Regions from separate parts of the Homo sapiens genome. Here all the other regions are linked to region 3. The links are chromatin loops, found by intact Hi-C in ENCODE. Cell type or tissue: Caco-2. All regions are shown on one strand. Each heading gives the region's core, and the rest is flanking DNA. Links, peaks and the distances in the headings are about the cores only. Region 1 overlaps GORAB-AS1 (GORAB antisense RNA 1). Region 2 holds the start of NTMT2 (N-terminal Xaa-Pro-Lys N-methyltransferase 2). Region 3 overlaps KIFAP3 (kinesin associated protein 3).

The links. A loop is a pair of places that touch in the nucleus more often than their neighbours do. Peaks named below come from ENCODE experiments on the same cell type or tissue, not always from the same donor. Only the 100,000 strongest peaks of a DNase experiment are listed, where the experiment ranks them.
Region 1: it touches region 3 in a loop (14-fold over the local background); 3 of 110 quality-filtered maps call a loop at or near these places.
Region 2: a loop joins it to region 3, with 2.5 times the contacts of the local background. A loop is called at or near these places in 3 of 110 quality-filtered maps.

Annotation. Positions count from the first base shown.
Region 1 is chr1:170,453,911-170,461,621 of GRCh38, reverse strand. It overlaps GORAB-AS1 (GORAB antisense RNA 1), which reads left to right. Exons shown (of 3, transcript NR_125958.1): 3 at 45-305. Among named protein-coding and RNA genes, the nearest start is that of GORAB, 74 kb to the left of the region's middle. In Caco-2, for the core only: no CTCF peak of the experiment used is centred there; a DNase peak (open chromatin) is centred at 4,131.
Region 2 is chr1:170,140,851-170,148,561 of GRCh38, reverse strand. NTMT2 (N-terminal Xaa-Pro-Lys N-methyltransferase 2) reads right to left here and starts at 2,603. Exons shown (of 4, transcript NM_001136107.2): 1 at 2,301-2,603. The coding sequence starts at 2,454. RefSeq lists enhancers at 1,960-2,490, 2,491-3,022. In Caco-2, for the core only: no CTCF peak of the experiment used is centred there; no DNase peak of the experiment used is centred there.
Region 3 is chr1:169,925,353-169,933,063 of GRCh38, reverse strand. The region is part of intron 19 of KIFAP3 (kinesin associated protein 3); the gene reads left to right. Among named protein-coding and RNA genes, the nearest start is that of SCYL3, 35 kb to the right of the region's middle. In Caco-2, for the core only: a CTCF peak has its summit at 3,933 (motif pointing left); no DNase peak of the experiment used is centred there.

The sequences.
Region 1 (7,711 bases), core at 1,245-6,244, 530 kb before region 3:
AAAATAATTGTGTTCCTGTGGATTCTTTTTCTTTTTTCAACCAGAGTAACTACCAGTTGCCATGAAATAAATCACATCATCATATGGCAGATCCAGCTAATAGCTGAGACTGGCAGGATAACTGAACCGTGTACTCAGAGCTAAATGATGGAGAAATTGGACTGGCCATGGAGCACTTCAAATTGATTGCTTAGTAATGGGATATTTTTCCTGGAAAGACAACAGAATACTTCTGAATTGTTGGTTCTGTCATGGGTACAGGCTCCCATGTACAGGAAAATAAAGAAAGTGTGATGAATTTTTCATCTGGCCTTCTGCCTACTTTCTTGCTTTCTGCATGTCTCCATTTTTAGTCTGTAAGCCCTGCCTAGATGACCAATCACTATTGCCCATGTGGCATAAAACCTACAATTTAACTATACTTCTTACCAAACTCTCAGCAAGTATGAGGTAGCCAACAGCCTTTTCAAGATAATGACTGAGTCTTAGCTTAGGTTTCAGTCATTTTAGGAAACATAAAAAATTCAATGGTGGGAGATCATACACACTCTGCAAAGATGTCAGAAGTCAAGTTTTGGGAGAGTCCACACACAAACTGAGCAGTGATGGTAAAATATATTTTTGAAATATTTCTCCTCTGTGACTGTTATGTGAAGTAGAGCAAACACATTGTGCTGCAGTGCTCTTTGGGACATGCCTTTTTTGGGAAGTGCTAACTTTATACTCTGCTGACACCAAACATTTGAATATAAAACCTTATTTTTTTCTCTCACTCTGCTCCACTTTTGGCTCAGCTTATTCTACCAAAACACACTTCAAAAGACTTCTTTATAGAAAGAATGTTTCAAAAATATAATATTTCCATCTGTTATTTCAATAATACATGCTCTGGGACTCTCTTTATGAACCACTTTCCTTTCTTTGCTCCCATTTAGATGTATAAATATTTGATTGTAAAGCTCTAAGGAATAGTCAGCCAATCGGGTCACTGAATTGTGAACATTCCTAACCCTATAATTTTGTCTGTAGCAGGCACCTCCTGCTGTGGAACTAACTGCTAAGGGATTATAGCAATGTAATCCTCAGACTGTTCCATCTCAAGGTTACTCTGAAGTGGAGGGAAGGAAGCCGTTTTAATTTTGATAAAATAAACTTTATTTTGTAACTTTATTATTTGTTTTTCTTTTTCCTTTCAACACTTCATAATAGATGTGTCTGGTAATTTGAAGTTAGCCTCTCTGGTTGAGGTGCCCTAAACCACCTCGTATTATTGTAGCTTTCTTAAGAGGCCACACAGCATTTGTTTCTGTCATTACAAAGTGTAGAACTTGAGTTTTTCTACCTCTCATGAGCTGAACCAAGCCACATATGGACCCTTATTAACATGGTCAATTAGGTGCATTCCTAATGGGTGGCAACAGAAGATGCATGGAAAGTGTCATGCCACCCATGTATGTTTGAAATGTCAGACCATGTGCAAAACTTTAAGTTACTTTTCTGCTTCCTAGGCTTTGCCTACCAGACCTTTATTTCAGCAATTATTGAAGCAATTGCATTTAAGGTTACAACATGAATTTCATGGGAACTCCCTGTTCGATATAAATGGAAACATGTTCCTTGGAATAAAATATCTTTATGAGTGAAGTTTAATATATTTTGAATCAGGCCCAAAGAGATCTTTTGCTGTGAGTGAAGAATAAAGTAAAAATTCCATTAATAAAATTTTATGGCTGTATAGGTGGAGAAAAATCTTTTCCACATAAAAATATTTTCATGTTTTTCTCAAATTAAAAAAATGGAAAGTTATTGATAGTCACTTAAAACTAAGCCTAATTATTAGAATATAGATAGCCAAATATTTCTGGAGACAATAGGGCAAAAATATTTTAGAGTTTTAAAATGTCTGTAACTTTAACCAAGAAATTATGCTTTTAGAAGTCTACTCAGGAAATACAACTTGAAATGCTGGATACATTTTAAAAATCATTTTGATGACATTGGAGAGGTATAAGCCAGTCAAAAATTGAGAGTTCAAGATTGTCAAGATGACAAAAGAACCAGGAGAGGAGCCTGAAAATTGGTGCTACCTTTCCTATCCAGGTCAACAAAATTGAGAAACTGAGGGCTGCTTTTGGCAGTTCCATGGGACCGAGGGGACAAAAATTAGATATTAGAATTTGTGAATGTGTCAGGGACCTGGTAAACAACCAGGTTTTCAGTTGGGATCCCTAAAGGGATACAAATTGGAATTAATAATGAACAGAATAAGTCCTTCCAGTGACTGAAACAAACTGTCATATCAGTTTAATCCCTTGTTATATTAAAGCAATCTTCCTAGGCTAATAATACACTGAAAACAAAATAAATACTCTATGGAGGGAGATAACATCATCAAAAGCATAAAGGTATTGCTAAAATATTTCATATACAATGTTAGCATTTAATAAAATATTACCACACCTTCTAGGAGGCAATGGCAAATGCTAAAAACTTAAGAGAAAAAAAAACAGGAAAAAATAAAATAAAACAGACCTATAGGAGAGACATTTATTAGAGTTAGCAGACATGGACCTTTAAATAACTTTGATAAATATTCTAACTAAAAGGACAACATGAAGAGAATTGTATAGAACTGGAATCTAGAAAAACAATGAAATTGGAATTCTAGAGTAGAAATGCAATAACTGAATTTAAAAGTCAATTTAAAAATCAGTGTGTGGGTTTAAGAGCCAATTAGACACAGCCAAAAATAGAATTAGTAAATTAGAAGATAAGTCAGTGAAAATATTCAGAAAAAAGTATAGAGAAACAAAGTAAAGGAAAGCACAGAGGATAAGAGACATATAGGAAATAATGAAAATATCTATCAAATGTGTAATCACAATTTTAGAAGAAGAAAAAGAGAGAGAATGGGGAAGAAGCAATATTGGAAGAGACAATGGCTGATAATTTTCCAAAACTGCTGAAAAACATCAACACATAGATTCAAGAAGAGTTATGAATTCCACATAGAAAACTATGAAGTAAACCACACCATAATAAAGGAACATCATAATAAAGCTCCTAAAAAACAAAGAGAGAGGGTGGCTGGCAAGATGGCTGAATAGGCACAGCTCCAGTCTGCAGCTCCCAGCGAGATCAATGCAGAAGGCGGGTGATTTCTGCATTTCCAATGGAGGCACCCAGCTTATCTCATTGGGACTGATTAGACAGTGGGTGCAGCCCATGGAGGGTTAGATGAAGCAGGGTGGGGTGTCACCTCACCCGGGAAGTGCAAGGGGTTGGAGAACTCCCTCCCCTAGCCAAGGGAGCCATGAGGGACTGTGTCATGAGGAACGATGCACTCTGGCCCAGATACTGTGCTTTTCCCATGCTCTTTGTTACCAGCAGACAGGAGATTCCCTTGGGTGCCTATGCCACCAGGGCTCTGGGTTTCAAGCACAAAACTGTGCAGCCGTTTGGGCAGACACCAAGCTAGCTGCAGGAGTTTTTTTTTTTTTTTTTTTTTTTTAATGCCCCAGTGGCGCCTGGAATAGCAGCTAGACAGAACTGTTCACTCTCCTGGAAAGGGGGCTGAAGCCAGGGAGATGGGTGGTCTAGCTCAGCATATCCCACCCCCATGGAGCCCAGAAATCTAAGATCCACTGGCTTGAAATTCTTGCTGCCAGCACAGCAGTCTGAAGTAGACCTGGGATGCTCAAGCTTGGTGGGGGGAGGGGCGTCGAACATTACTGAGGCTTGAGTAGGCGGTTTACCCCTCACAGTGTAAACAAAGCTGCCTGGAAGTTAGAACTGCAAACAACTTGAAATGCTGAGTAAATTTCAGCAGCTCGTCAAAGCTGCTGTAGCCAGACTGCCTCTCTAGATTCCTCCTCTCTGGGCAGAGCACCTCTGAAATAAAGGCAGTAGCCCCACTCAGGGGCTTATAGTTAAACTCCCATCTCCCTGGGACAGAGCACCTGGGGGAAGGGGTGGCTATGGGCACAGCTTCAGCAGACTTAAACATTCCTGCCTGCAAGCTCTAGAGAGAGAAGTGGATGTCTTAGCACAGTGCTCAAGCTCTGCTAAGAGATAGACTGCATCCTTAAGTGGGTCCCTGATCCCCATGCCTCCTGACTGGGAGACACCTACCAGCAGGGGTCAGCGGACACCTTATACAGGAGAGCTCTGGCTGGCATCTGGCAGGTACCCCTCTAGGATGAAGTTTCCAGAGGAAGGAACAGACAGCAGTCTTTGCTGTTCTGCAGCCTCTGCTGGTGATACCCAGGCAAACAGGGTATGGAGTGGACCTCCAGCAAACTCCAGCAGACCTGCAGCAGAGGCCTGACTGTTAGAAGGAAAACTAACACACAGAAAGGAATAGCATGAACATCAACAAAAAGGACGTCCAAAGAAAAACCCCATCCGAAGGTCACCAACATCAAAGACCAAAGCTAGATAAATCCACAAAGATGAAGAAAAACCAGTGTAAAAAGGTTGAAAATTCCAAAAACCAGAATGCCTCTTCTCCTCCAAAGGATCACAACTCCTCGCCAGCAAGAGAGCAAAGCTGGATGGAGAATGAGTTTGACGAACTGACAGAAGTAGGCTTCAGAAGGTGAGTAATAAGAAATTCCTCCAAGCTAAAGAAGCATGTTCTAACCAAATGCAAGGAAGCTAAGAACCTTGAAAAAAGGTTAGAGGAATTGTTAACCAGAATAACCAGTTTAGAGAAGAACATAAATGACTTGATGGAGCTGAAAACCTTAGCATGAGAACTTTGTGAAGCATACACAAGTATCAATAGCCAAATTGATCATGCAAAAGAAAGAATATCAGAGATTGAAGATCAACTTAATGAAATAAAGCATGAAGACAAGATTAGAGAAAAAAGAATGAAAAGGAATGAACAAAGCCTCCAAGAAATATGGGATTATGTAAAAAGACCAAACCTACGTATTATTGTTGTACCTGAAAGTGACTGAGAGAATGGAACCAAGTTGGAAAACACTCTTCAGGATATTATTCAGGAGAACTTCTTCAACCTAGCAAGACAGGCCAACATCCAAATTCAGGAAATACAAAGAACACCACTAAGATACTCCTTGAGAAGAGCAACCACAGGACACATCATCATCAGATTCACCAAGGTTGAAATGAAGGAAAAAAATGAGTGAGTTTCTTAATCCTGAGTTCTGATTTGATTGCATTGTGGTCTAACAGCAGATCTCTCAGCAGAAACCCTACAAGCCAGAAGAGAGTGGGGGCCAATATTCAACATTTTTCTTTCTTCCTTTTTTTTTTTTTTTTTGAGATGGAGTCTCGCTCTGTCACCCAGGCTGGAGTGCAGTGGTGCAATCTTGGCTCACTGCAAGCTCCGCCTCCCGGGTTCATGCCATTCTCCTGCCTCAGCCTCCTGAGTAGCTGGGACTACAGGCACCCACCACCAAGCCTGGCTAATTTTTTTTGTATTTTTAGTAGAGACGGGGTTTCACCATGTTAGCCAGGATGGTCTCGATCTCCTGACCTCGTGATCCTCCTGCCTGGGCCTCCCAAAGTGCTGGAATTACAGGCGTGAGCCACTGCACCTGGCCAATATTCAACATTCTTAAAGAAAAGAATTTTCAACCTAGAATTTCATGTCCAGCCAAACTAAGCTTCATAAGTGAAGGAGAAATTAAATCCTTTACAGACAAGCAAATGCTGAGAGATTTTGTAACAATCACACCTACCTTACAAGAGCTCCTGCAGGAAGCACGAAATATGGAAAGGAAAATCTGGTACCAGCCACTGCAAAAACATACCAAATTAGAAAGACCATCGACACTATGAAGAAACTGCATCAACTAATAGGCAAAACAACCAGCTAGCATCACAATGACAGGATCAAATTCACACATAATAATATTAACCTTAAATGTAAACGGGCTAAATGCCCCCCAATTAAAAGACCCAGAATGGCAAATTGGATAGAGTCAAGACCCATCACTGTGCTGTATTCAGGAGACCCATCTCATGTGCAAAGACACAAATAGGCTCAAAATAAAGGGATGAAGGAATATTTACCAAGCAAATGGAAAGCAAAAAAAAAAAAAGCAGGGGTTGCAATCATAGTCTCTGATAAAACAGACATTAAACCAGCAAAGATCCAAAAAGACAAAAAAGGGCACTACATAATGGTAAAGGGGCCAATGAAACAAGAAGAGCTAACTACCCTAAATATATGTGCACCCAATACAGGAGCACCCAGATTCATAAAGCAAGTTCTTAGAGACCTACAAAGAGACTTAGACTCCCATACAATAATAATGGGAGATTTTAACACCCCACTGTCAATATTAGACAGATCAATGAGAGAAAATTAACAAGGATATTCAGGAGTTGAACTCAGCTCTCGACCAGGTGGACCTAATAGACATCTGCAGAACTCTCTACCCCAAATCAACAGAATATACATTCTTCTCAGCAACACATAGCACTTATTCCAAAATCAACCACATAACTGTAAGTAAAACACTCCTCAGCAAATGCAAAAGAACAGAAATCATAACAAACAGTCTCTCAGACCACAGTGCAATCAAATTAGAACTCAGGATTAAGAAACTCACTCAAAACCACAGAACAACATGGAAACTGAACAACTTGCTCCTGAATGACTACTGGGTAAATAACAAAATTAAGACAGAAAAAAATAAGTTCTTTGAAACCAATGAAAACAAAGACACAACGTACCAGAATCTCTGGGACCCAGCTAAAGCAGTGTTGAGAGGTAAATTTATAGCACTAAATGCCCACAGGAGAAAGTGGGAAAGATCTAAAATCGACTTCCTAACATTAAAATTAAAAGAACTAGAGAAGCAAGAGCAAACACATTCAAAAGCTAGCAGAAGACAAGAAATAACTCAGATCAGAGCAGAACTGAAGGAGATAGAGACACGAAAAACTCTTCAAAAATCATTGAATTCAGGAGCTGTATTTTTGAAAAGATTAACAAAATAGACTGCTAGCCAGAATAATAAATAAGAAAGAGAAGAATCAAATAGACACAATAAAAAATGATAAATGGGATATCACCGCTGATCCCACAGAAATACAAACTACCATCAGAGAATACTATAAACACTTCTATGCAAATAAACTAGACAATCTAGAAGAAATGGATACATTACCGGACACACATACCCTCCCAAGACTAAACCAGGAAGAAGTTGAATGCCTGAATAGACTAATAACACTTTCTGAATTTGAGGCAATAATTAACAGCTTACCAACCAAAAAAAGCCCAGGCCCAGACGGATTCCCAGCCAAATTCTACCAGAGGCACAAAGAGGAGCTGGTACCATTCCTTCTGAAACTATTCCAAACAATAGAAAAAGAGGGACACCTCCCTAACTCATTTTATGAGGCCAGCATCATCATGGCAGAGACACAACAATAAAAGAAAATTTCAGGCCAATACGCCTGATGAACATTGATGCAAAAATACTCAATATAATACTGGCAAACTGAACCCAGCAGCACATCAAAAAGCTTATCCACCACGATCAAGCTGGCTTCATCTCTGGGATGCAAGGCTGGTTCAACATATGCAAATCAATAAATGTAATTCATCACATAAGCAGAACCAATGACAAAAACCATATAATTATCTCAATAGATGCAGAAAAGGCCTTTGACAAAATTCAACATCTCTTCATGCTAAAAAATCTCAATAAACTAGGTATTGATAGAA
Region 2 (7,711 bases), core at 1,468-6,467, 220 kb before region 3:
AACTAATGTCCAGGTCAAATCATCAGGGTCAGAGAAAATAAGCAATGCCCATTTATGGAAAGCTGCAAATAAGTAAAATGAAGGCAATGTTGGCTTGGGATAGACTAATGGTTTTCAAACTGTGTTTATGGAACCCCACAGGTATTAGAGAAGTGCCTCTGGACGGGCGGATCACGAGGTCAGGAGATCAAGACCATCCTGGCTAATACGGTGAAACCCCGTCTCTACTAAAAATAAAAAAAAAAAATAGCCGGGCATGGTAGCGGGGGACTGTAGTCCCAGCTACTCAGGAGGCTGAGGCAGGAGAATGGAGTGAACCTGGGAGGTGGAGCTTTCAGTGAGCCGAGATTGCACCACTGCACTCCAGCCTGGGCGACACAGTGAGACTCCATCTCAAAAAAAAAAAAAAAAAAAAAAAAGGAGTGCCTCAGGAGACAGTGGTAAGTCTAAGAGAATAGACCAAGGAAAGGGTCCTGCCCCCAATCCTATGCAGAAAAGTTTCCCTTTTTCCTGTATTTTACATTGGGCGTCAGTGGAATATTTTGTCAAAAACTTTGCCTTTTGATAATAATGTTTTTTTAAAAGGTCAAAACTCATTGGTAAAACATTAGCATATTTACAAAGGAGAAAAACACAAAATCAAAATGATTTTATTGAACAAAAAAAGGGATTGAGACTAAATATAAATTATAGTCCATTTGTGCCAAATTAATTTTCATCTGCTTTTCAGAAGAGACTATTGTATTCAACTTTTTAACTCATCTTCAGCTGCCTTCAAAGGTGACTTCTTTTTCTCTCTAGTAAATATTTTTAAAGTTTGACAGTCATCTGCCTGTTAGTGACTCTCTTCTCAGCTGTTGTAATTGATATCTTTCTCCAGTCTAATAAAACCAAAGCTACCAACCTACTCTTATTGAGGTATGGCCTGAAGAGTGTCTCCAGAAAAGCAATGCTTTGCCAGTATATGAAGTGACTAGAACATCATCACCTTCCATTTAAACTGCTGTATTTTTTTTTCCTTTTGGATATAGATGAGATGTATTATACGTCCTAAAAGAATTACTCATGGGCAGTGTGATCTACCAAAAAAAAGCCCTGGACTTTGGTCTTTGCTTTCATATTACTCTATCTAGATTAAATATCATCATCTCTGAATTTTACTTCCCTCCTTTGAAAAAGTAAAATGAAAGGAAGAAGGAGGGAAGATAGGTAGAAAAAAAAATGATAACTTACCCTATCTATTTCATAGTGTGACTATGAGAATCAAATAAAGTCATAGACGATAAAAAGTTTTAGAAAGAAGTTATATAAATATGAGATGAAGGTATTTGTATGTTTAGAATTAAAGATCCCTCATAAATGGATTTACAAAAAGGTTTTGGTAGGCTGCTAACATTCGGTTGCTTGAATGCAATACAAAGAATTATGTAGCTGCTTCGACAGCTGGAAACCCTGACCACATCAAGTGCACAATGGGGCTTTCAAACGACCTTAAGAAAACAGACTAGGCTGATACACAGCCTTCTTGCTTTCACTGGGGGAAAATACAAATCAAAGGGAGAAGGGTATTTTACTCTTTAATGGTAAGTTATTTCCTCTTCAGTGCTGTTTAGGGTGCCCTGAAGTAACTGCTTTCACAGAGGCTGAAAAAAGTAGAGTAGGCAAAACAGATAAGCTTTTTATTGCTCTATTGTCCAATTCTCTGAAAACTAGAGGAGATAACAAAAATGGAGACAGACCACTGACTTCTTAATATTCAAAAACCAAGCTAAAATCTCCTTTTTTTAGGCTCTCTGACTATTCTTGTGATTCAAGAAGACCGCAGAGGATTGTAAGTGTGTACACAAGCACAGACACAGAAACATACATACATAACCCAAGCACATTTTGATCTATCATTATTTAGTCTTTCTTTTTAACTCTTACTCAATGTATTAATGCATTAATACTCTCATCTTTGAATTATCAAATTTGCCCAATTACAATTTTTTGTAAATATTAAACATGTCTGAGTTTCTACAAGCCTGATACTCATGCAACAGACACCCAGAGAAGCAAATCACAGTGCCTGAGGGTGCATGGAAATCCCAAAATAAAGTCCTGACTCTATTTTAGGCACTTAATCTTTGTATTCTCCATAAAGAATTCCACTGAAACATTTCAGCCCAGTGACATTGGTTGTGGAGTTTTTTTTGTCTGAAAAGTGTCCTTGTTTTAAATTCTCTTCTAGAAGCCCCATGACCTCATGCAATCCCATCAGTCATTTCTTGTTTCTTATCTAGTAGCTCTGACTCACTTACCCAGGGGAATTTTTTCCAGCAGGTAGAGATAGCTCTGAAAGAAGTCATTGCGAATGGCTTTGTGAAGGATAAAAGACATGCTATGTCTACAGAGTTCATCGTCGGTCTTCTGCCAGCGGGATCTAAAGGCAAAATGGGCTCCCCGGTGGGCCATGACAAAGGGGGATAATAATGATTCCTACAGAGAAAGGAAGCTTGCCTTGCTGTTTCTTTGAATTAGCCTTCTCTTTCTAAATGAACTTGAGACTGTCATTTTAAACCAGTCCCCTCTCCATCTATATCAGGACAGGCTGTCATGGGTGTGGGGAGGAGGGGCAGCACACAGTGGGAGGGGAGGGCAGGCTCTTGGCACGTCCCTCCGTCTGATTGCTTGGGTGACACCACTCCAAGCCAGCAGGTGCTAAGTAAGGATGAAAACTGGCTGAGAGAGATCCTGCTTCATCCAGGAAAAAGCACGCCTCTCTCCTTTAGCCACCACTTCAAACAGGCAAGAGCACAGCCTGCTAACACCCTGAATATTTGCCTTAATTTGATTTCTAAATTGGAATAGCCTAATTTCCATTTCAAAGAGTTGTGAATATTTTGCAAGAGATCTTGTTCCCTGATTTCCATCACTCCTCGTAGAACACTGAATCCTCAAATTACAAGGACCCTTCAAAGTCATCTTAGCCACTCATGCTCCTTTCATCAGTACAATTTCTCCCAAATAATTTCATAGAAATGTGTATGTGTTTCCTATTTTGAAGGATCTTCAAGAGAAGCAATTATTTGAAAGCTTGTTTTGACGTTAAATATCCTTCTCTGTCAGCAAACTCTTCCATCTAGCTTGCTGTAAACAACAACTATTCATGTAAGCCTGTTTCTTCCTCTCTGCCTACTCTGAATATAATTTTCCTCTTAAGTACATTTGTTTTCTGTACCGGGTATCTTCTGATTGTCCCTCCGGATACACTCTCCACTCTTCATACATTACTATGTGTTCCCCAGGAGGCTGACCTACATCAGTGGACTCCATTGCCCTCTAGCTTCTAGTTGGCTTTAGCCAATGGATAGTGCCAGGAGGAGACAGGAGGAAAGTGAGGTCAAGGTATTTATTCCCTTGGCACCTTCTCTGTGGAAATGCCATGAGCTGACCATATCCTTTAACAAAAGGTCATACGTCTGACCAGGGTCTTCTCATACAAATATCCTCTCCTGGTTCTGTTCATTTCTCCTTCACCTGACTGCTTGAGGCCCAGGGGGAGTGATGTATCAGGTGACAAGCCCAATTCCTTGTAATTTTCCTATACTTGCCCACATATTTGTAAATAGTCCCTTTATTAAACCAGTTCGAATTCCCAATTTGTGAATTCCATCTGTTCCCTACAGGGACCATGACTACTGTTTTCCTCCCCTTATGTTCCTAACAGGAAAATGTGTAAGATCTCAATACACTATTGGCCCTATGCCATGTGCACCCACAGACCCCCTGCCTGTACATATACACATGCTAATATACACAAATGCACACATTATGGTAGGCAACTTCTAATGTGACCCCTGTCTTAGTTCAGGCTGCTCTAACGTATTACCAAAGACTATGTGGCTTAAACAACAAACATTTATTTCTCACAGTTCTGGAAGCTGTGAAGTCAAAGATCAAGGTGCTGGCAGATCCCATGTCTAGTGAGGGCCCTCTGTCTGGTTTGCAGATTGCCCTCTTCTCATTGTGTGCTCACATGGCAGAGAGTTAAATCAAGCTCTTGTGTCTTTTCTTATAAGGGCACTTATCCCCTTCATAAGGGCTCCACCCTCATGACCTAATTATCTCCCAAAGGCCCCCATCTCCAAATCCCAACACATTAGGGCTCAGAATTTCAACATAAAAATTTTGATGGAACACAAACATTCAGTCCACAGCAGTCCATAAGAATCCCCATCTTCTTTCTTCCTGGTATTCACCTCTTCCTGTAATCCTCTTTTTTTGAGTATAGGCTGGACTTAAGGACTCACCGCTGAAGAATAAAATATGGTGAAAGTGATGAGATGTCACTTTTAAGAAGAGGTTATTAAAAGATTGTCTTAGGTGTCTTCTTTCTCTCACTTGCTTGTTTGCCATGTGGGAAGACTGCTGCCTATTGTGAGTGGCCATGTGGAGAGGCCTGCATGTCAAGGAGCTGAAGTCCTAGGTCAAACAGCCCAGAAGACACTGAAATCCACTAACAACAGTGTAAGTGAGCTTGGAAGCGAATCCTTCCCCAATTAACGGTTTGGCTGCAACTTGATGGGAGACCCTAAGTCAGTTATGTCATACCCAGGTTACTAATCCACAGAAATGTGTTTATTATTTTAAGCAACTAAGTTTGGGGATTATTTGTTACAATGCCACAAGATACAATGAATTCATACATTGTCCATGAATTTTTTTTTTTTTTTTTTGAGACAGGGTCACGCTCTGTCACCCAGGCTGGAGTGCAGGGGTGTGATCATGGCTCACTGCAGCCTCAATCTCCCAAGTCTCAAGCAATCCTCCCACCTGATTCTCCAGAGTAGCTAGGACTATGGGCATGCATCAGCACATCTGGATTTTTTTTTAATTTTTTTTTTTATCTGTAGAGACGGGGTCTCGTTATGTTGCCCAGGCTTGTCTCAAACCCCTAGCCTCAAGCAATCTTCCCGTCTAAGTCTTCCAAAGTGCTGAGATTATAGGCATGAGCCAGTAAGCCCAGCCAGAATTTTTTGAAGATAAACAATGTAGCCATAATCTTTTTTTAAGTTTTATTTGTGTGTCAATCTTTTACTGAGAGAGGAAGTAAGGATTCCAATTATTTGACTCTGATTTATTTTCCCTCATCTTCTTGTGCTTCTGTTTTGCCATTTTCTCCCTCTCCAGGTAAAGGGACAGCCATTCAATTTTGGTGGAATTGTCCCCATCCTTGGCTTCAGTAATTGCCCAAACTGCAGTTCAAGTTATCCATTTTGCCCCTCCCACAGTTTGTGGTACACAGATGGGTATATCATCCACGCCTGAGCTGGTCAGTACATAATGTTACCCTGGTTCCAGTTTTCCTTTTTGAGTGGGCACATTATCTAAGTCTGTTATTGTTAATGCCAGCTTGAGTTGAGTTTTCTGTACTAGCAACATGGAGTTTTGTCTAATACAAATACCATCCTGAATCATTTTTACTCAATGAATTCTCATGAAGATGAAGATAGAGTAGATGACATCAAACAGACCAAAGAAACTTCTGGTGTGATTATTTCATGGTATTAAGAAGGAAGGGTCTTACCTGGAATTAAGCAGATATGACTGAGTTAGGAATTCATTGCCACCACTTATATATGGGGTTACCTCAACTAACTGATTTCTTAGTCTCTCTGAGCCTCACTTTAATCTTCTTTAATATAAAAATGATGATAATAGTATATGTCTTACTTTATTATTGTGAGGGCAAGATGAAATAATCCATGTAAAATACCACAGTGCCTAATACACAGTACATGTTCAGTTATTATCATCAGTTAACTATTATCATTACAATCCTTTGGAGTAAGCTAATAATAAGTTATAGGTCCTCAAAATACATGATGTCTATCTGGTTCTTCTTCTGTTGTATTTAAGTAATTCTAACACATATCCAGATTATTTGTACTTAATGCATTTAAGAATTGAAAAGAAATCCAAATGAAATGTGTTGTTAGAGCTCATTCATCCATCCTTTGGAATTTTTTGTTGCTGTAGTAAAATAAATTAAGTAAAAGAAGAAAAACATGAAGGGATTCTCTTTTGTTACTTATATTCATCAATACGTTTAACAAGAGGTGTGTTCTTAACCCCATCTCAGTGATGTTTTGATGACCCCTCCTATGCTTAAAAGGTCAGGATGTTTGGTGCTGGGAGAGAGACTGGCAATCACTGGCTCAAGACGCTCAGTATTGCTTATTTGGCAATTGATATTAGCAAGTTTCTCAGTTTTTACAGAACTAATTTTCTTCCACTATAAAATGAACATTAATTATTTGTGTTTGAATGAGGATTATTAAGTGTTCTAAGATTCTATATTTCATACCCATAATTCTTGAGTGGGGTGAAAGACTGATTGGTTTCTACAAAATGCCTTTGTCAAGTTTTGTTTATCTCTGTAGGTCACATTGGATTTTGTGACTGTTTCTCATACTGGTATAGCTCGAACCAATTTCTGGCTCATTGCGTTTGTTTCCTTATGCCAATATTTTTTCTCTCAGAGCTGCAATGCTCTATTTGCTACCACCTCACACCATTCTTGGCTATGTTCATACTCAGTAAATGAGGTTATGATATAGATCTCAAGTCTACCAGTCATCAATTTCCAGGCAGGAAAGAAAAACAATGAATGCAGAAGAAAGAAATATGACTCCAGCAAGAGAAGGTAGAAACTCTGAATTTATCCATTTTGGTTTTCCATCTCACAGGGGATCCCTTGGTGGGCGGGGGGTAACTACTGTTAAAAAGTAAATTATCATGAAGAGAGAGTCAGAAGTAAGGAAAACAAAGAAAGAAAAAATGCCATATAAAAAACATACTCATTCAGTAGTACAACAAGCTAAATGTTTGGGAACATCCACTCAAAATAAAATACCTATCAAATTAAAATATCATAATACTTTAAAGGGAAATTCAGCATAGAGGATGAAATAAGGATATTTTCAGACAAAGAGAGAATTTACCACTCATAGGTGCTAACTGGAAGCACAACTAAAAAAAAATCTACTTCAGGAAGAAGGAATTAATACAGGGTGTTATTAGCACAGGAATAGGTAAAAAGATTAATAAAACAGAATACACATAGAACTACAAAACAAATCTATTCATATATGGTAAGTTGACATAAGACAGAGATAGTATTGCAGTAGAGAAAAGATATTTTCAACATTGGTCCTGGTGCTGGCATAATTGGGTCCCCATCTCACATCATGCACAAATCTAACCCAGGCAGATTGAAGATTTAAATGTGAAAAGCAAAACTCCAAAATTCTTTGAACGTCTTATGGGAAAACATCTTTATGATAACAGAGTAAAAGAAGGATAACTTTTTTAAGATTCAAAAAGCAAAAACTAAAGAAAAAGTATAATTAATTAGACTACATTGAAATTAGAATGGTGAACTTTTGTTTATCAAAAGAAACCATTGAACAAATGGGTAAGAAATACTTGTACCACCAATAATTAATCAGAAATTAGTATACTAAATATATGAAGAGTTTCTATGAATAAATAAGAATAATACAAACAATTCTATAGAAAAATTGAAAAAAGACATTAACAGGTAGTTCACAGAGAAGTAAATAAAAATACAAATGAAACATTAAAAAAAGGCTAACCCATTAATCACCTAGAATATACAAATTTTAATCAAAACAGGTGCAGAGTGAGATTTGTGAAAATTAAGGCC
Region 3 (7,711 bases), core at 1,059-6,058:
TAATTTCTATTATCTATATGTTTGCCCTCAATTTTGCAAAAAGGTTAGTTTGATTTAGCTTTCCAGAAACATCTTTATCAGTCATTGCTCGATTTTTATCATCCAAATGTAATTTGACTATTATTTTAGACTAAAAAATATTGACACAAATGAATAAGTAGATTATGAAATAAATAGGAGATTTTATATTAAGCATCTTACATTTGATAAGATTTTCAGGATTTTTTTAAGACAAACATTTGTCTGCTTCCTTAAAGTGAAAAGTTTCTAAACTATTCCAAAATGTTCCCAAACTGAATGATTTGTTTAAGGACTTTGGAGACATGAGTTTTAACAAAAAAAAAAACTTAACATTAATTAAAAAAAAAAAAAAGTCTGGTGTTATGTCAGTAGTGTTTTTTATTCATATAAGAGAGACTAGTATTATGTCCGTGGGGGTAGCATGCATGTTAGATGGCTGTATTAACTCTTTGATTTTTGTTCATATGTCAGACTTGTCTGTTTTATAAAGAAAGATGGGGAGTTGATATAGCCCATTTTGTGTAGCACTTGTGATAATTTTATATTCCATTTTTTGAATTTGTTCATTTCAATAGTGCATTATCACTTTAAGATTCTGGTTGGCACTTAAACTACAGTAACTAAAGGTTATTTTTCATATTTTAACCAGTTTAGCCAGAGTTTTTAGTACTAGTATTAACTTTTGAATTATGTTTAAGGTCTTAGACTTTACAGCATGTTTAGTTTATTTTCATTTCTTATTAGTATTTTTCAGTACTTAATAGTCTCTTGCCCCCACCTCCAACAAGAACTTTCCTCTCTGTTCAACATCAGAAACATTTTCCTTTTGGCATGTGCTTTCTAGTTCCCCAAACAGTATAAGCAAATTGGAAAGTTTAGCTGTCATTCTTGGAAGGTTACAGATCACACTAGCAGCCTGAGTAATCCAAGAGGTTTTAAGTATCATAGCATTTAGTTTAAAGTGAAATTTGCTCTGACAGGGCTGGCAGACCAATAGGAAAAAGAAATATTTGTGCTTGGAGAAGTGCATATGTAGAGACCAAAAGTATAACTGATGGCTGGAAGTGATTTCAGTCTAAAAAAACAAATCATTAAGAGAGTGCATAGGGGTAAAATACACAGTTCATATTTTAAAGAGTCTCAAAATGAACCAGCAACTAAGGTTAGCATTACATAGTAATTAGTTGTGGTGTTCAGGCTTTAACTCACTCAGTACCAGACAGTATAGTTAAACTGTCGCTGAAAAAACATTGCTACTTACATGATATTCTCTAGTTTAAACCTATAGCAGTAATTTTTGTACCTTAAAAAACCAAGGTATTATGACAGATTATATAAATGTTGAACCAGTAACAGACAAACAATTATTTAAAGGACGTGCTAATGACTCAGTTTATTGACCTAGGGGTTATTTAAGCCGCTCAGCAAGTTCCCTTAACATTTGGTGGTATGAAATGAAGCATTGCTTGATAGTATAGAACTGCCAATTTCAAGAAGTCCTTGTGCTTAATGGAAGAAATGTAAGTTAAAGATGACTAGATGGCATACCTTCATTAAAATATTGCCAGAAAAAGCCAAAGACCTTTATAGGTTTGAGTAAATATTCATTTCAACTTGATAATCACATCTGACAACTTCCATTAGGTACCTATTAGAGCATTTTTTCTGTTAATAACTACAAATAAGGAAAAATAAAATATATTTTAATGGCTCCAGTTATTTCTTGCACGTCATTTTTCTCTTCAAGAAAGCCTATTATGAGCCAGAGGAATCTAAAATTTATATTTTTTTCCTTGAATATGCAGATAAATAATAATAAAATGGGTCAGACACGGTGGCTTACGCCTGTAATCTCAGCATTTTGGGAGGCTGAGGCAGGCGGATCACCTGAGTTCAGGAGTTCGAGACTAGCCTGGACAACGTGGCAAAACCCCATCTCTACTAAAAATACAAAAATTAGCCAGGCATTGTGGCACGGGCCTGTAATCCCAGCTACTTGGGAGGCTAAGGCAGGAGAGTCACTTGAACCCAGGAGGTGGAGGTTGCAGTGAGCCAGGATTGCACCATTGCGCTCTAGCCTGGGCAAGAAGAGTGAAACTCCACCTCAAAAAAAAAAAAAAAAAAAAAAGAAGTAATAATAAAATGAAAAGGACTTCCAGCAAGATGATAGACTGAGCTAATTTGGAAGGGACCACTCCTATGCAGATAATATGTAAATGGTGGACAAAAATGTAACAGAAATTTATATGACTAAGTTCATAAGAAAGATAGGGAATACCCCAATGACAAAAAAACACCAACCGGAATATTGAACTAGGTACGAGTTATTTGGTAAAGGAAGATGGAACTGAATTCTCTAAATAAAGCCTGGAATTTCAATTTTTTCTCATCAGTTGAAAAGAGGACTAAATGATGTTAATTCACCAGCCCAGAGAAGTGGCCAAAACCTGTCTGTGCTCAAAGACCCTAGGTAGGGGAAGATAGTCACCCATGTGAAAGAGAAGTCACAAGCTTGTTTCATGCACATGAGTGGGTTCAGAATTTACACCGTATACTTAATTCAGGGAACCTTAGTCAAGAAATTGCCATTTAGATTGTTTTAGGACAGCCATCTCAATGAAAACATAAAAAGGACCATCATGAAAGAGAATCATCAGAATGTAATGGAAATCCCATTTTATCAATGTTCAATATGCCATGGAGTTTAAATTTGATAAGCCTTGTTTTAAAGCTTTGTAAAGTACATGACAGTACACGACAAGCGCTCTAACAGCAAGAGTGTTAGGATGCCCAAGAATTAGAGTTAATAGAAGAATCTCAATTAGACTATATAAAATGTAATAAAAAAGTAAATTAATAAAAAGGAATAGAAAACTTAATGCAATGATATAGTATCAAAAAGTACCAAGTATAACATCTCCACATTAAAATATAATCACTAAAATATTACTCTGGAGGCAGGTTAATCAACAGATTGAGATGTATAAGAAAAGTATAACTTGAATGAAATTAGAGGAGAGTCAATGAAATGGAATTTCTTTACCATTTAGAATAAATCAGTGCAACTATTTTACACACGTTCCCTTCATCATTAGTACAAATTAGTTTTTATCTGAAGTATCTCAGTGTAGTAACTAAATTGAAAGGATTTTTCCCCAAGGTGCTGTTTTTCACCCTTAGAACTGACAGATGTCCTTCAAAAAATGTTTTTAATAAACTCCAGATGAGTATTTTAAATACAGCCTCCCACTACTCATATAATTTGCCCTTGATTTTTGAAAAAAAATACTAGTTTGAATTCATTAAGAATAAGATTCTTTAAGATGCTGTAGCCATTTAGTTTTATTGTAATAAAAGGAAAATTTATAATTATGCATATAAAAGATTAAGAATAAAACTAAATGGGAAATGACAACTAAACTTGATATATGCTGGTGAAACTCATTAGAAGACTGCTTAACCATGCTCTTGGATTTTATTTTCTCAACAATACAAAAGTTCAAGTCCAAAGAAATGAGTAATACCTTTGAGCAACTTAAAATATATATTTATTACATATAGATTTATAGAAACAAGATGCCATTAATATTGGTTCAATGAAAAATTTTAGAAGCTATGTTATAGTAATAGCACTTTAACATGCATGCATGTTACATTTTTCAGTGTTCAAGACAATTAGCATCTTTTCTTATAACCTCTTTTCTTATGATCTATTTTCTTAGGCACCCAACATTCACAAAACTTTTTTTGCATGTAACTGATAGGTATTTCTATTTAGCTGTAAATTATTTCATAATCATAAAACTGGACATTAATTATCTGCGACAGCAATGGATGCCACATTCTATGAATGTTAAATGTGCTGAGAAGTTTAAATTTAATAATCCTTGCTTTGAAATTTTGTAGAAGTACCTGATACTCAGTGGTAAGACAAGCTCTCCATCTAGTGGTTGGTCTATAAATGACAAACATTTAGATCTCGATGTAGTAGTACATCATTTTACTAGTGTTAGGTATTGTTTTATACTCGTTATTTCGTTCAACCTGCACATCTCTTCTTATTGTAAGAATTTCAAGGAGAAAATATTCTCTTTTCCAAGAACAGTTCAGCCCTGTAGAAGATAGGGGCAAGCTTCTTCTACAATCTGATTTCATCTCCATGGAATACCACAGCATCTCAGTTATTTGATGAAGCATATCCCCATACTAAGGGGGCAAAATTTGCTCCATTCCAATGAAATATAACCTTTAAAATTTCCAGCCAGTTTTCAAATTCTTCTCCTTTAGTCTCAGTCCCCAACTCGTAAAGGTATAACTTTAATTTTTTTTTTTTTTTTTTTTTTGGAGACAGGGTCTCACTCACTCTGTTGCCCAGGCTGGAGTGCAGTGGCGGTCATGGCTCACTGCAGCCTCAACCTCCTGGGCTCAAGTGATCCTCCTGCTTCAAACCCATGAGTAGCTGGGACCATGGGTGTGCACCACCATGCCTGCATAATTTTCTGTATTTTTGTAGAAATGAGGTTTTGCCATGTCTTGAACTCCTGGGCTCAGGCAACCCGCCTACCTCAGCCTCCCAAAGTGCTGGGATTTTAGGCATAAGCAACAGCATCTGGCCTAAAAAAACTATTTTAAAAGAGAAAAGATGGTCCGGGCACAGTGGCTCACGCCTGTAATCCCAGCACTTTGGGAGGCCAAAATGGGTGGATCATGAGGTCAGGAGTTCAAGACCAGCCTGGCCAAGATGCTGAAACCCAGTCTCTACTAAATATACAAAAATTAGCTGGGTGTGGTGGCACACACCTGTAATCCCAGCTAATTTGGAGGCTGAGGCAGGAGAATTGCTTGAACCTGGGTGGCAGAGGTTGCAGTGAGCCAAGATCACGCCACTGCACTCCAGCCTGGGCAACAGAGCAAGACTCCATCTCAAAGAAAAAAAAAAGAGAAAAGATAACATTGTTGTGAATTGTAGCATATTTGATCATTGTTATTTCTGCCAGTACCCCTCTGTAGGTTCTCATTACTTCACATTTGGACAGCTGTAATAGGTTCTTCAGTGTTCATGATTTTGCCTCTCAACCCCCTTTCCTACTACAATTATCTTCCTAAAACATAGAATTTGGTCATTCTCTTTCTTAGCAACCATTGACAACTCTCCAGTAGCCACCAGTTCTTAGCAGGTTTATGAAAAGCTTCAATATCTAGTCCTAACCTCCCTTTCTAGCCTTATCTCCTGCCATTTGCTTATATCATAAATCTAAAACTTTAACCATAACAAACCATTTGCTCTTCGTCAGCCACTCCTCTCTGTTGCTCAGGCTGCTCCACCATCAGGAATTCTGTCTCTCTTTGCCTGTGAGATCTTACTTGACTTTTAAGACTAATTCATTCATGAATTCATGTAATTTTTGAATGCCCACTCCATGTCAGATACAATACTAGAGCCTAGGGATATAGCAATGGCCAAAACACTCCTTGCCCTCCATGGTGTTTATTTTCTAATGGGAAAGAAATACAATAACAAAATATGTCAGGAGGTAACAGATGCATTAAAATCAAAGTATTTTGTATGAAGACTTTCTAGCTGCCAAGATTGTCCTGTAGCAATTTGTACATGTCTCTAATATACTCTTATATTAAATATTTATCCCCCCTCTTTTCTTCTGTAGCAATTTATACATATGCTACAGTAGGATGACATCAGGTTATTATCAGAATATTTCTTCCATGTTAGGTGCCTCCAATCCTTATAGTCAAGGACTATGTCGTATTTGTTATTGCCTTCCCAGCACCATGTTTTTTCCTTGGCTTCAAAAACTATACTTAACCACATTGTAGGAACTCAATAAATGTTTCTACTATTTGGATAGGTGGATGGATGGGCAAATGGTATATAGAGTCACTATTACAATAGACCTAAATTTCCCATGACAAATCATACTTAAGCTGAAATTACCCTGATGATCAATTAACAATCTACTTAGAAAGATAAACATACTGATTTTGATTCTATAATCAATATATTAGAGAAATTGATAAAAAGAATGAACTATTCCAAAAAATTATGAAGAAGTAATTTCATACAGTTTTATAATATCCTGGAAAGTTTCTTCCTATAACAGCTCATGTTAAATTCTTTCACTTGACAATTCCAAAAGAATTCCAGCCTTCAATATTACCTGATGGATCACAAAGACTGGTTTGTTAAGAAAAATCACTGCTGCCTATTTATAAATATGTAGTCATAAATGATTTTGTCTTGGGAAGAATAGAATTCCTAAAGACAGACTCAGACTAAAAAGATGAAATTTAGCATGGTAGTTATAAGTAAAATTTTGAATGTGTGTGTGTGTGTGTGTGTGTACACACACAACTGTACATATATACAGAAAAAACTTAATGTTACATGTAACTATAACTCAATATTATATAACTATATATAACTCAATGTTATATATATATACACATATATACACAGTCAATTATAAGCAGTCAATATTAGGCAACTTTGTGATAATGTCTTCTTAAAATTTTTGTTTAAGATTAATACAGTTTTAGCCTACAATAGTGTAAAGTCAGATATAGGATCTTTTATTCTGTACTGGTTTCAGATCACATCATAAGTATCACGTTAATTTTAGCTTCTTCATTTGAAGACAAACACTAGAAAATGGAAGTGGTTTTAGAGAGCAACTGAGATGGTAAAGATTAGAGACCATGTAATGAGGCTTGAATAAACAAGGGTTGTGAAGCAGTCATATCAAAGAAGAATTGGACTCCTTGTGTGGTTTCAGAGGGTAATTCTAAGACTAGTTGAACTGGATTTTAGAGCTGTGTAATAAAGAACTTTCCAACAGTTTTACATATCCATAAATGGAATGAACTGCCTTGACAAAGTAGTGAGCACTTCCTTCTGGAGGTGTTCAGAAGAGAGCTGGATAGACCCTGTCAAGGATGTTGTGAATAAAAGTGTAGCCAATATTATTTCTTAAAATGTTCCCAAGTCAAAGACTTCCATGAGCCTTTGAAAAAATAATTTGGCCTGCATTTATTCTTTTTGTAGCCATTTATTAATAAATTCATTACTTGCTCTACATTGATATTGCTGACCTAGGAATTTAAAAGAAGAAAAAGGCTTGTGTTGCTTTTATCTCGTTTTAATAAAATAATGATACTTTTCACTTATGCAGCACTTTTCATCCAAGGATTTCAAAGTGCTTTACAAATACGCACTAATTAAGCCTCACAAACAGCCAGAGGTAGGTGGTTTTCTTCTCTTTCTACAGGAATGTCAACTCTGGCCCAGAAATTTAATAAGAGCCTGTGAGTGCCTGAGATTCTTTACTGGCTGCCATTCCCTTGTAATGTGCTGCATGTGAAGCATCACTTGTCATTTCCAGATTTCTTTGTTCCTGCTCTGAATCATATCAAGTTTAGAATTCTAATGATTGCTATTACAAATGTGTTTGAAGTCTTGCAAATATTAGCAAAAATTCAGTCTTCTGCTTGCTGAATGCTAATTAGATTTCTAAATTTGTTTATTTAAAAAAACACACTCTAGATATGGTTTTCTATTTGTTGTTGGGTTTTAAATATAATTTTTCTCTTTTAAAGAATTTGTCATTTTTCTTTCTAGGTACCCAGAAATAATTGTTCTTGGGAGATAAAACTTAATGGCAGATTGACTTTTTGG